2 separate regions of the Homo sapiens genome follow, and region 2 is linked to region 1. Evidence: chromatin contacts called from ENCODE Hi-C data. All regions are on one chromosome and are shown on one strand. The core of a region is the stretch at or near the end of the contact, and the rest is flanking DNA. Distances in the headings are between cores, read along the strand shown. Region 1 holds the start of RBM15 (RNA binding motif protein 15). Region 2 holds the start of CAPZA1 (capping actin protein of muscle Z-line subunit alpha 1).

Evidence for each region. Hi-C counts contacts between places; a loop is a spot of excess contacts on that map. Pooled maps may share reads with other maps.
Region 2: a loop to region 1 is called in a map of naive thymus-derived CD4-positive, alpha-beta T cell, with 23 times the contacts of the local background. The contact joins the promoter of CAPZA1 here to the promoter of RBM15 in region 1. A Hi-C loop is called at or near these places in 2 of 168 maps with a recorded cell type or tissue (both naive thymus-derived CD4-positive, alpha-beta T cell), 5 of 37 single-sample maps with no recorded cell type and 12 of 50 pooled maps.

What each region holds. Positions count from the first base shown.
Region 1 is chr1:110,337,089-110,343,602 of GRCh38, reverse strand. RBM15 (RNA binding motif protein 15) reads right to left here and starts at 4,226. Exons shown (of 3, transcript NM_022768.5): 1 at 1,335-4,226. The coding sequence starts at 4,197. LOC124904276 reads right to left here. Exons shown (of 1, transcript XM_047437983.1): 1 at 4,600-6,514. The coding sequence starts at 5,168. The coding sequence ends at 4,662. It overlaps RBM15-AS1 (RBM15 antisense RNA 1), which reads left to right and starts at 4,432. Exons shown (of 4, transcript NR_036595.1): 1 at 4,432-4,606. RefSeq lists enhancers at 3,238-3,687, 3,059-3,797, 3,768-3,887, 3,918-4,217, 5,358-5,547 and 2 more and a silencer at 4,988-5,257.
Region 2 is chr1:112,617,458-112,623,971 of GRCh38, reverse strand. CAPZA1 (capping actin protein of muscle Z-line subunit alpha 1) reads right to left here and starts at 4,140. Exons shown (of 10, transcript NM_006135.3): 1 at 4,089-4,140. The coding sequence starts at 4,127. ST7L (suppression of tumorigenicity 7 like) reads left to right here and starts at 4,831. Exons shown (of 15, transcript NM_017744.5): 1 at 4,831-5,063. The coding sequence starts at 4,859. RefSeq lists enhancers at 3,858-4,307, 3,460-4,659, 4,768-4,867.

The sequences.
Region 1 (6,514 bases), core at 2,977-5,476:
AAAAAAAAATCCATTACTGTTAAGCAGCAAAAGTCCTTGTTGAGAACCAGAGGTTGATATCATCTCACCTTTGAAAAAAAAAAAACTGTGAGGCTAAGTTAAATGATCCTGTATTAATTCCGGGTGTCTGGGAAAATAAAACAATTAAAAAAGGTTTTCCTACACTGACATTTCAATTCCGTAGCTGGACAGCAGTGAGAATATTGAACATAAAATTTCCAAGATGTTCAAAACATTTTCAATAATGTAATGTCACTACTGTTTAAATATGAAAATAAAAAGACAAGCAAAATTTTAAAAGAGCATGTCAAAGGCATTTTATGATGACTTTTTAAGAAATTCTGCAATCCAAATATGGCTGATTTAAATGCCCACTGAAATAAAAGATGACTATGAGCCTGCAGACAACTCTTCTTTCTATTATTGAAACCAGAAATTTGAATTGATACAAAAACAAAAACTCATCTTTGATGAAGAACACTTAGTTTCGAAATATGCACGATTAGAACTGTACCTGCTACACCTCTCTGAAAAAGTCAGTAAAAACACCACCACACACCAATAACTGACCAAAGAATTCTGATTTTAAAAGCACCTACTCACTTCTTGCATACTAGTGTAAGCATAAGACATATATGGTTTGTAACATAGTCCTTAATTTTTACTGAACAGTTACTGCTACAAACCAAAAGTGCATATATGGGATACAGAACTCTAGAACAAATGATTTAAAAAATGCATGTTAAAGCAAACTCTCTGGGAATAAACTGTATCTTAAGAAATACTCAAATACCTGATTAAAATAATTACATTGCTATACAATTTACCAGCATATCTTTGAGATCCCTGATCAAATTTCAGTCACACACATTTCTGGTAAAAGAATTATTTACCTACACACCAATCGAGTCATTTTTAGGTGGCTATTACTCTCTTTATATGGTCAGTGGACTCCTTTCTCCAAATTCTGACTTTTCAAAATTTTGGTTTTGTAACTCTGAGGATTTTTTAAGCTCAAGATTAAAAAAAAAACAACTGAATAGAGAAAAAAAATTACTCATAAGGGTGGGAACTCCTAATTAAAGCAAATCTGTCTGCCTGCCTGCTACCTTTAGGGCATCCCTTTCACTTAAAATAATAGCTAAACAAACAAAAAAATAGCTAAACTGTCCTGATTTCTATTTTAAAGACGTTTATAAAAATATAAAAAAGAAAATGCTACAACTAACAACTAAAAAGAAAATTGCATCTGATGCTGTATCCCATTACACATCACAAAACAGGAACCATGTCAAAGTAGTAAATACAAGTTACACATGGACTTTAGGACGCACCACGGACAATGATCATGACCAGGTAATCTTCTTCAGATTTGGCCAGTGCCTTGGCAGGGGAATCCAGGAACTGCTGGGAGAACTCACAAGGTGGGAAGGCATGAAGGACCCCGGTGTTTTCCTTGTCTTTGTTGCCCCCCACAGGGAGGCTGATCACCCCGGCTGCCTGCTTTTGCTTTAAATAGGACACAAGGTTCCTAAGTGGCCTCTGAGTAGAAGTGGCAGTGTCTGATGCAGCTGAGGAAGAGGAGGACCGGCTGTCAGAACTTCCAGGCACAGCCAAAAGAATGGCATAACCATTGGGCCCTGCTACTTTGATGCGTCGAGTTACTTCATCCAACTTGGGCTGGTCCAAACGGAGACGCTGAGTGATCTTGAGCTGGGCCACTTTGCCTCCAGTTGAACCCTCCACAAGAAGACTACTAGCCACTTGGAGGTCACCCTGCAACAGATGCATGTTGGAAGGAAAGTTGCTGTTCTTCAGTAGAAGCATGCCCTGCCAGGCCAAACAGAGTTTGGGAGAGGCTGATGCCACAGGGGCTGTCCCCCCATCCTGTTTCTGGGACGGGGACTTCAGCTTGGAGGAAGCAGTGCTGGTGCTAGGTGCACTCCCATCAGAGCGGTCTTCTTTTTTCAGAGGGCTTTTTCCCTCAGTGGGAGCAGTTGTCCGGTGCTTCCTATCTCGTTCAGCTGATGCAGAGTTTTTACGGTCTCGCTTGTCACCCTGGCTCTTCTCCAAACTACCTCGTCTGTCTCTGATTGGAGAGGGCCTTTCCAAGAGAAGACGGGAAGATCGATCATTGTCGCTGTTGTAACGATCCCGGCTACTGCTCAATTCTGGACTGCGGTCAGGAGAAGGAGCGCAGTGACGTTTTCGTGGGCGGTCACTCTCAGGAGACCTATCCAGATGACGTCCTCCACTCTCCTCAGGCAGCCTTCGCTTCCTAGGCTGGTCTCTGCTGCTGGGCAGATCTCGATCACCTCTGTCCCGGTCCAAGGACCAACCATCCCGCCTGCGATCTAGGCTATCCAGTGGCTCGTAAGCAGGCACAGAAGTAGCTGCAGTCCGAGTGCTGCGTTCTCGGACTGGGGGTGGGGGTGGCACCCAATCAGAGTCAGGATAAAGGTCCCTATCACGATCTCTGTATAGTAAGGGTGGTGTCCTATCCCGAGCACCCCTCAAAGGGTCTGGTGCCCGATGTCCAAAAGCATCTGTCACCAGCTCATAATGAGTCAAGGGCAGAGGCTGCAGATACTGCTGCTGGTAACGATGTTCGGTGTCGGCAAAGTCTACTCTAAGGCGTCGATCTGGGCCACCAAGTGGGAAGCCCCGCATATGGGTCCAGGCAGCATGCGCTGCATCCAGGCTTTCATACTGGATATATGCCCAACTATCACCTTTTCGGTAGTCTATGGTGCGTATGGTGCCAAATCGATCAAATTCTCGTGCCAGGGCAGCAAGAGGAACCCAAGGTCCCAGGCCTCCCACCCAGAGGCGGGTGGTGGGTGTAGCTTTACCATAACCAATTTTGATAGGATTCCGAATTATAATTTTGCCAGACATTGCTAATTTGGCCCGGTGAGACATATCTAAGTTCTCAAATTTGAGAAAGCCGTAAGTACTAGTCTGGCCGCGAGAAGGCCTCTTGATATCTACTTCTGTGATGACTCCAAAGCGATCAAACGCCCTTCTTAAATCACTCTCCGTTACAGTGATGTCTAGGTTGCCCAAGAAGAGCGTCCGGTTAGCTCGCTGATCATCCTCGGGTGAAATCTCATCCACTTCTCTGAAAGGAGCAGCACCTGCTCCAGCTCCCACCCTTGGCTCAAGACTGTATGCAGGGCGCACTCTCTCATAGAACGGGTAGTCTCTTTCTCTCTCCAGGTCTCGAGGCAATGGTGGCGGAGGTGGAGGGGGCAGGCGGCCAAGAGCCAACTGCTGCAGCCGGTAGTCTCTGTATCCCAAAGCAGCGCCACCAGGGGAAAGTGATCTCTGGCCTCCACCACCTCCAGGGGGGTGCCGGTGACCACCTACAGAGGCCCCGACCACACTGGCTGATGGAGGATAAGTATCTTTGTCTAAAGGGGAGCGGCTGCGGCGCCGGCTCACATACACAGCTTCTATCTTCAGAGGCCGGTCATAGAGCACCAGGCGGCCTCTGGCATGCTTGGCCGCCCGCGCGTCCTCTGGCCGCCGGAAGTTCACAAAGGCTACCCGCTCATCCCCGCTGCCAGAACCCGACAGATGACTGATTTTCACACTTACATCACCGAAGCGTTTGAACTCATGAAACAGGCCGTCCTCCACCGCTTCGTCACTAAGCTGGGACCCCAACTCGCTTATCTTCAGAGTCTTGTATTCCGCGCCGTCCCCGCCGCCGGGAGCTGAGGAGGCGGCCCCAGAGGAACGTGACTCCCCGCCTCCACCCCGGGAGCTGCTGCGCGATTCGCCCCCGCCCGAAGAATTTTTGGTGCTCGGGGAGCTATAACTATGCAAGCGGCTACTGGAGCTGCCCCCACCGGTATCATACTCGCGGCTGCCACCTCGACTGCTGGACTTGTCCAGGTGGAGACTCCGCCGCGACCCACCGCCGCTATCGGTCTTTCCGCTGCTGCTCCCATTGCTGCCACCAGAGCCCCCTAACTTCTTGCTCCGCTCACCGCGGGAAGTCGAGTCCTCACCACCACGGGAGCGTTTGGCCTTCACTGGCGAGCGCTCTTTTCCCTTCATTGTTGCGGGTCGTCGGAGGTCGTCTCCGCGGAGCTGAGTAACCCGCCGCCCCGCGCTCGTTTCACACAGCGGAACCGCACGCCGCCATCTTGGACTCCGCCGCGGCACAGGGTCCCGCCCCGCAGTCCTCATTGGCCAATTGCTCTCTCTTCTACAGTCTCATTGGGAAAATTATTTGTCTATCTTTACATCTCCCCGCGCTCCAGGAAGGCGCCCGCCCAACCACTGTTATTGGGTTCCCAACCCCCTAGTCGGAGTACCTCATTGGTTACATTTGTTGTCTATCTTAACGGTTCCTCGCGCCAGACTGTAGCTCCGCCCCTCGCACTCTGCGGTCACGTGACCCAAAGTGTTGAGGTGTTGATTGGACAAAAAGTCTGCCCTGTAACGGTACTTCTTGCTCAGTGACAGCAGCAACCCACCTCCTTATCCCTTTCATTGGCTTATAAACCCGTCCTTTAAACCACTATTTGGGAGGTCGGGCCATCAGTTTCGGCGTTTTTTCCAGAGAGGCAGGCTCACAGCGATATCGCGAGAGACGGTAAGCTCCCTCTTTCGACCCCCTTTTTCCAACTCCTCCGGCGGCTAAAAGAAGTTTAAATCTGATTGGATGTCGGCAAGGAAGTTGATAGGCTGAAATAACTGTCCATCACTCGCTTAAAGGGGTAGGCCTGTATAACGGAGGAGGCTGACTGAAGGTGAAAGACTAGAACACGTGCTTGCTGTGCGACGTCACTTAGATGTCGCGAGAGGGTGACTGTGCGCCAGCCCCGCCTCCCCGCGTTTTCGGCGTTCTCCCCACAAACATTTGTTAAGTTCCGTGGGGTGTTTGGCTGTGCTTCGGCCCTTGGAGTTCGAAACTTCTGAGCTCCCCGCCGTCGTACCTGTGCCGGCCAAGGGGCGGGGCAGGCTTTCCGGCTGTCGGGGCCCTCCAGTCCCTCAGGAAGCCGTCCTGGGACGCCTAGCGGACACCATTTTACGTCGCTGTGGTAGCTGAGTGAACAGCCGGGGGGAGCCCCGCCCCCCGCGCGCGGGAGAGCGCCGCCCGCGGTCACCTGGGCCCGCGGGGCAGAGAGTTCACGGTTCCTGCAGCCTCGGGTCATGCTGACGCCCCCGGGCGGTGCTAACACGTAACACGCGGGACCTCGAGAGCTAAGAAGCAGGGCGACTAAGACGCAGCCCTCGCCCAGGAGCCCGTCTCTCCCGCGAGCTACCCGTTCCCGCCCAAGTACTCCGGGTAACCGAGGGGAGTGACCGTCGCTCCCCGCCTCGTGGCCCGCGGGCGGAGCCGGAACTGTCGGGACACCGCGGACGTGTCTTTGGGCGGCATGTTTTATGTTGCGAATCTGTGTGGATTTTTAAATTCTGTATTCCCCTAAAATAGCAGTGTTTTTAATATGTAATGCTTCTACCCTGAAAATCACCAAGCGAAATTTAGGCTCCATGCAGATATGTCACTTGTTTTTCCCCCTGTGGCTTCTTGTATCCCTTGGCACTCTTATTGTGTGTTAAAAGCCAGCAGCACAGGCACCTTGCGGCCGCTCCAGATCCACCTCGTTTGGCTCCTTCAGTCGTTCGCCGTACAACTTTCCTTTCCATAGTGCGTTACTGTGGCGGACAGAGCACCTGTGAGAGGTGCAGGCGATGCCGAGCTTAGGGGGGTATGGCCTGTGCCCCAGCACTCGCCGGTTGCTGGAGGGACGCAGCGCTGAGGTCACCACAGCCTTTAGACTGTCTGCAGCCCTCCCAGGTTCGCGCCGGGGCGGAGGTTATGAGGATTCTTGTATTGATCCGGTCCTCAACCCTATTTCCCAAGATCCAATCTATAGTAGAGGGTGTGAGGTGTTTTTAAACGTGACATTTTTCAAGGTAACAATAATATCCCAAAAGCTGAAACCTAAACTTAAAAACTGTGTTAAGATTAGGGACTGTAACCTAAATTTAGCCTTGGCTGAGCCATCCTTCTTTTTGTAAATAATCGTGAGGAATGTGAAGCTGGAGGCCTTCTATCTCTTGATTAGATCAAAGAAACTCGAAGGAAGAAGCTCAATTGTAAAGCATAAAAATCCACAATATTGTAATGTGTAGACATCTTCATTGTATTAAAATGGGAAATAAAACTTCATAAGGCATAAAATAATGTGTATAATACGCTACCATTTGTGGTTTTAAAAATGTTTGTATTTATGAGTATGTACATTTAAAAAATATATTTTCATGGAAACTTTCTTGACAAATACACGGGAAATTGTTACTAGGATTGCCCTGAAGAGGTGTGCGAGGGTCTGGAGTAGGAGGGAGACTTTACTTTTCTTTGTAGAAATCTTTTGTTTCTACAAAGGGCGCTATTACTCCTTCAGTTTAAAAAATAACATTTTTAACTTTCCTTAAACTATTTTTATGGAAAAAGTTTAAAATATATAAAAGAATACTTTAAAGAACTCCCATG
Region 2 (6,514 bases), core at 2,891-5,390, 2.3 Mb before region 1:
TGCAGTGGCACAATCTCGGCTCACTGCAAACTCTGCCTCCCGGGTTCACACCATTCTCCTGCCTCAGCCTCCCGATTAGCTGGGACTACAGGCACCTGCCACCACGCCCGGCTAATTTTTTTGTATTTTTAGTAGAGACGGTGTTTCACTGCGTTAGCCAGGATCTCGATCTCCTGAGGTCAGGTCTCGATCTCCTGACCTCGTGATCCACCCGCCTCGGCCTCCCAAAGTGCTGGGATTACAGGCATGAACCACCGCGCCCGGGCTTTCTTTTCTTTTTTTTTTTTTTTGAGACGGAGTTTCGCTCCTGTTGCCCAGGCTGGAGTGCAATGGCGTGATCTCGGGTCACCGCAACCTCCGCCTCCCAGGTTCCAGCGATTCTCCTGCCTCAGCCTACTGAGTAGCTGGGATTACAGGCATGTGCCACTGCGCCCAGCTAATTTTTGTATTTTTAGTAGAGATGGGGTTTCTCCATGTTGGTCAGGCTGGTCTCAAACTCCCGACCTCAGATGATGCACCTGCCTCGGCCTCCCAGAGTGTTGGGGTCACAGGCGTGAGCCACTGGGCCCGGCCTGTCCTAGGATGTCTTAACAGATTATATGAATACCTCTCAGCAAAACTAACTGAAAAGTGAAGATGGAAGAATGACAGTTTTAATATTAATTGATGACTTGTTAGAAAACAGCCACACCAAACAATCTTTAGGGCTTGCTTTATCCTACAATGGTAACTAGTAAATTAAGGAGGTAATACATAATCAAGGATCCAGTTTAAAAGCATAAATATTTGGCAGGTGCAGTGACTCACGCCTGCAATCTCGGCACTTTGGGAGGCCAAGGCAGGCGGATCACGAGGTCAGGAGTTTGAGACTAGCCTGACCAACATATTGAAACCCTGTCTCTACTAAAAATACAAAAAATTAGCCGGGTGTGGTGGCAGGTGCCTGTAATCCCAGCTACTTGGGATGCTGAGGCAGGAGAATCACTTGAACTCAGGAGGTGGAGGTTGCAGTGAGCCGAGATCGTACCACTGCACTCCAGCCCGCTGGGAGACAGTGCAAGACTTCGTTTCAAAAAAAAAAAAAAAAAGTATAAAATATTTTTCATGTGCTCTAACAAAGCCCTCATATTTCATCTATTTACAACATTTTCTACTGCTCTACTAAATAATTTTGATAAACTTGTTTCTCAAAAATGCCTTAACACCACTACCATTGTCTAAACTGAAAGCATGTAGTTTTTCTTAATACTGAAAACTTTATCTTATTACTGAAAGCATTGTCTAAACTGAAAGCATGACTTCTCAATTACCATACTTTTGAAATTGTACACAAATATTCCACTAGTTAGGCTGAAGGGAAAAAATATGCTAGTCACACTTTTTTCCAGCCCCCCAAAATTCTCTTTGCTTTTATGTTTTACAAATGTTGAATGAAATAAAGGAAATAGACAATGAAAAGAACCCAAAGAAGTAATTCATCTCATATTTCAGGATTCCTAATTATAGTATCTTGGTCTTGCTAAGCATGTAACTAAAGAGCTCAAGTTCATTCTCAGAAACTGTGAACTCAAAGCTACAACTAAAAGATTTATTTCTAAAAGTTATTACACTTTCAACTTCCTGTTTTATTTAGACAGCTCATCATGACCATTTCAGGTAACAAAACCCAACTTCCTCTTTATAAAGTGATTAAAAAAACTTCAGCAGTTATGAGAATAGATGATATTACTAGCTTTTACATAAATATTTACAAGGAAACTAAGAGTCCATTATCACCAAATTTTCTAAAGGTTCACTGCCTTTAGAAAATGTAACAAAGATAAAAAACAATATTAAAATATACTTGGCAACAAAAAAAGTATGCTAGAAGAGGAAACTGGTCACAGATCTGCTATTAAAAAAAACAATACTGGCTGGGCTCGGTGGCTCACGCCTGTAATCCCAGCACTTTGGGAGGCCAAGGCGGGCAGATCATGAGGTCAGGAGTTCGAGACCAGCCTGGCCAACATAGTGAAACCCCGTCTCTACTAAAAATACAAAAAATTAGCCAGGCTTGGTGGCGGGCGCCTGTAATCCTAGCTACTCGAGAGGCTGAGGCAGGAGAATCGCTTGAACCAGAGAGGCAGAGGTTGCAGCGAGCGGAGATCGCACCACTGCACACCACCCCGGGTGACAGAGCGAGACTCCATCTCAAAAAAAAAAAAAAAAAACCATAACCCAAGACATTAATGTTATTAATTAAAACACTGCCAGTATCTAAAGGCATCTTAATTGGCATTTTAAAATATATATTTTCCCAAGTTTAATTAAAGGCATTCTAACCTGGTATCAAAGACAAAAATCCAACAACACTGGTCAATGTGTATCAGGTAGGCACAATAAACTTAAAAGTTTATTATTTAAATTATTTGTGAAATTTTGGCCGGCCGCGGTGGCTTACGCCTGTAATCCCAGCACTTTAAGTGGCGAAGACGGATGGATCGTTTGAGCCCAAGAGTTTGAGACCGGCCTGGGCAACAAGACGAAACCCACTCTCTACAAGAAATACAAAAATTAGCTGGACTTGGTGGCGGGTGCCTGTAATCCCAGCTACTCGGGAAGCTGAGGCAGGAGAATAATTTGAACCAGGGAGGCGGAAGTTGCAGTGAGCCGAGCGAGACTCCGTCTCAAAAAAAAAAAAAAATTGTTTAGTTGTATTGTAACAGGATTTTTGCTTAATTTTATTTGAATAGTAACTATTTGCCTTAGAACAATTTATTATAGATCGATTTCCAGCATAGGCTTATACATAAATGTTTTTGTCCTAAATCTTAAACATGTATGAAGATCAGTTTCCAAATAAGAGAAAATCTAACGCTGTTGTCAATGGCTTGTTAAACATTTCAAAATGGCATGCCATATCTACATATATCAAGTTATTCCGTACAGAGGACTTATGGATCATAACAGTCCCCTTCCCATCCCAACTTCTTATTGAAAAAAACACCCAGGTAGATTTACAGAGCACTCAAGGGGACACATTTTCTAATAGCCACAGTGGGAGACAAATGTCATAATTCTTGTCCAATAAGTTGCCTTGTGAGGTCATTCTAAGTTCTACGTGCCCTAAAACCATGTACTTACTGAAAAGCCTGACAAACTGTTATGAAACTGTGCAACTGTCAGAAGAAAAGTTATTCCACCTTAGAATGTGCTCTTGTATTTAAGACCCTTTTCAAGAAATGAGCATACAAAATGCACACTGACAAATTCAACTGATCAAAGACTCCACAGTGGAGCATCAAAGAAGGCAGGATGCTTTGTTCAGTCTTGAACGTGTTAACATAAGGTTTATTATGTGTTACAGAAAACCTTTCTGGAGGTTAAGAAAATCCATCAGCTATTCTAGATTTGTTAACAAGAAACAAAATTTTCAAAAATTATCGTTAAAAGGGATGTGTCTATAGGGAAAGACTGGTGTTCAAATTCTGAAGCAAATGCCCTGAGGCTCACAGATTTATTATAGCGAATCAGACAGGCGACAGTACAGGAGAAAAGTAGTGCATGTGTAGGGAGATGGACAACATTTGGGACCTCTCCTTGTCGAAGAGTCGTGACAGCAAAATCACTTCCTGAGGAAGGAGGAGCAAAAGGGAAGTTAAGAGGCCATCCTGACCAGGAAGTGACTCGCCCTAAACTAACCCCAATTATATCTACAAATGGGGGGATGGGGTGAGCCCCAACTGCTAAAGGCGGTAAAATAACTGCTTTTTGATATGTCGCAACATAACCACCACCCTCTCGCAAAATTACAGAAAAAAGTCCACAGTCACGATCCAATAAAGGAAACGTCTGTTCCCTTGCAGGGAGGCCCCTGGGCTGTGCCTCAGGCCTGAGAGAAAAGGAGAGTCGAGGAACGAGGAACTGGGGCCACCGTGAGGCAGAGGAAAGCCCCCTAAGAGGGAAGCGTCCCGACTGCGGAGAGCGTATGTCAGCATGGACCAAGAAGCTTCTTTTTCCTGGGGACACTGCTAGGCTCCCAACGCAGCCGGGCCGGGCCCCAGTTCCCTGTCGGGGGAGGAGGTAAGAGAGAGAGGCGGACCCCTTACCTTCTCCTCATCCGACACACGATCATCGAAGTCGGCCATCTTGGGCTGTTCTGGCCCAGCCCGGCTACGGGCGCGAGGCAGGCCGGGAAGAAAGCCGAGTGATGGAATCACCGCGGCGGCCGTCGGAAGGACCCGCCCGGAAACGCCGACCAAGAGGGCCCCATGTCAGTTATGCGCGGGAGTGACGTCTCCTAACGCCAGCGCCCGCGCCCGCGCCCCAGGAAGTAGGGTTTGCCTTAGGTGATTTGAAGTCTAATATCTTTCCCAATGAGTTACACTCATTTCCCATCCATCTAATGGGCGCTGGCAGCGTGTTTCGATTATTCTTGGCTTCTGGCCTCCATCCGACCAAATAGCTGTTGCTACTCCTACAAGTTTTTCTGGTGCCCGTTATCTCCACGACAGCCGAATCCAAAGCTTTAAGAGCTGCTCGGCAGCTGGAACGATCGGTGGCTTTTCCAACCCCGGGGGGGGGGCGGTGTGAAAGGTGACCCTCATTTCGTTTGGAAGCGGTAACACTTCGGGGTCACATCTCAGTCCAGTTCCTCCAGAATAGGCGCTGCTGTCCGCCCCTTCCCTGCCCCACGAAAGAACAGGTAGCCCCAATCTTGAGACACGCTCCTCCACCTTCGAAATCTTCTCGGTCCCGGTTCCCCAGGACTCAGCCTTCACAGAGGCCAACTTCAGGTCCGCCACTATCCCAGGATTCCCGACTCCCGGTTTCCTGTCCTTCTCCCCTCCCAGCTCCTGGCGCCTGCGATAGCGGCAAGATGGCGGACCGTGGCGGCGTGGGTGAAGCCGCAGCTGTTGGAGCGTCTCCTGCATCTGTCCCTGGCCTAAACCCGACGCTAGGCTGGAGGGAGCGACTGCGGGCCGGGCTGGCGGGGACTGGGGCCTCGTTGTGGTTCGTGGCGGGGCTGGGGCTGCTTTACGCCCTGAGGATCCCTTTGAGGCTGTGTGAGAATTTGGCAGCGGGTGAGAGGACCAGACCTCCTGGGGCAGGGCGGGGGGCCAGGAGAGATGTCGGGGGCAAGAGCCAAAGGGCAAGAGATTCTCGGTAGTCCTAGAGGGCCTCTGAGGAGTCGATGATGAGCGATCAAGTGAGTTCTTTTTCTTTTGGGCTGCAACCTTGCAGTTGATTGACAAGCCTGCTGCCGTTACCGGCTCCTCCGTAGAACTCTTAAGGTCCGCCCTCTCTCTTATGTCCTCGTTTTTCCATGGAAAAGCCACCTGACAAGCTATAAGCTTCAGGTATTAGGACAGAAGAGTGTCTCAGATTAGGATACGTAATTTATATTGGCTCCCCCACCTCTGGTAGGATCCCTTAAAAGTCACTACTTTGAGTCTCCCGCTGCCCAGCTGAAAGAACTCATATCCAGGCAACAAAGATGAGCACATCTGTAATTTAAAGATTTCAGAGAAAGAAAATGGCATGATTTTAATTGAGGATTCTCTTGTTTTAAAATAGTTCTGTTAAGAAATCGTTTTCGTGATAGTTTTGTCTGTTCTTTTAGGCTTATCTTGAGTAATAAAATAGTACAGGAAGTGAGAGCGCCACAAACAACAGTGGGTTTGCTAGTTCTTTCGACGTCTGTAGAACACTTGCTACGTATTCTGTGCTGACAATACGAACACATGTAAGAAGTGATGATCCTGATGGATTCTCATATACTGTACTATTCTTTAGCTGTAGACAGGATGAAGTGTTTAGGGCCCAGGTCCCCTTACCATGTGATTATATTTCACTCAAGATCTGAGCAGCAACCTCAGAACAAGATATAAGTATTTCCATTACATGATTCAGTATGGTGGTTGATTTTTCTGAAGCAAAAGGCAGCAAATGTCCCCTTTCCTGTTCAGAGATGACATGAAAGACTGTGAGTTAATGTTCGGAAATATTTTGGTTTTTTTGGAGGATAGGTATCAAGTTCAAATATAACTAGCACTCTAAAATAAGCTAAACTGAAGAGCTAATTTGGCATCTCTGTAACAGGTGAATGAAGTGCTTAACGGTGGTTTCTATGCACAGTGTTACTGATTGACTTGTCATTTATTTTTCTACGTTAACCATATGCAACATTTAGATGAGAATAGTTGATTACTATAGATTTTTCTTTTTTACGTTTCGTGTGTGTGTGTGTGTGTGTGTGTGTGTGTGTGTGTGTGAGAGAGAGAAAGACAGACAGAGTCTCCCTTTGTCACCCAGGCTGAAGTGTAGTGGCAAGATCACTGCAGCCTTGAACTCTTCTGCTTAAGCGATCCTCTGGCCTCAGCCTCCCAAGTAGCTGGGACTGCAGGCGTGCACCACCACGACTGGCTGAGTTTTAAATTTTGCGTAGAGACTGGGTCTATTTTATTTGCCCAGGCTGGTCTTGAACTTCTGGCTACCAGTGATCCTCCTGCCTTGGCCTCCCAAAACTCTGAGA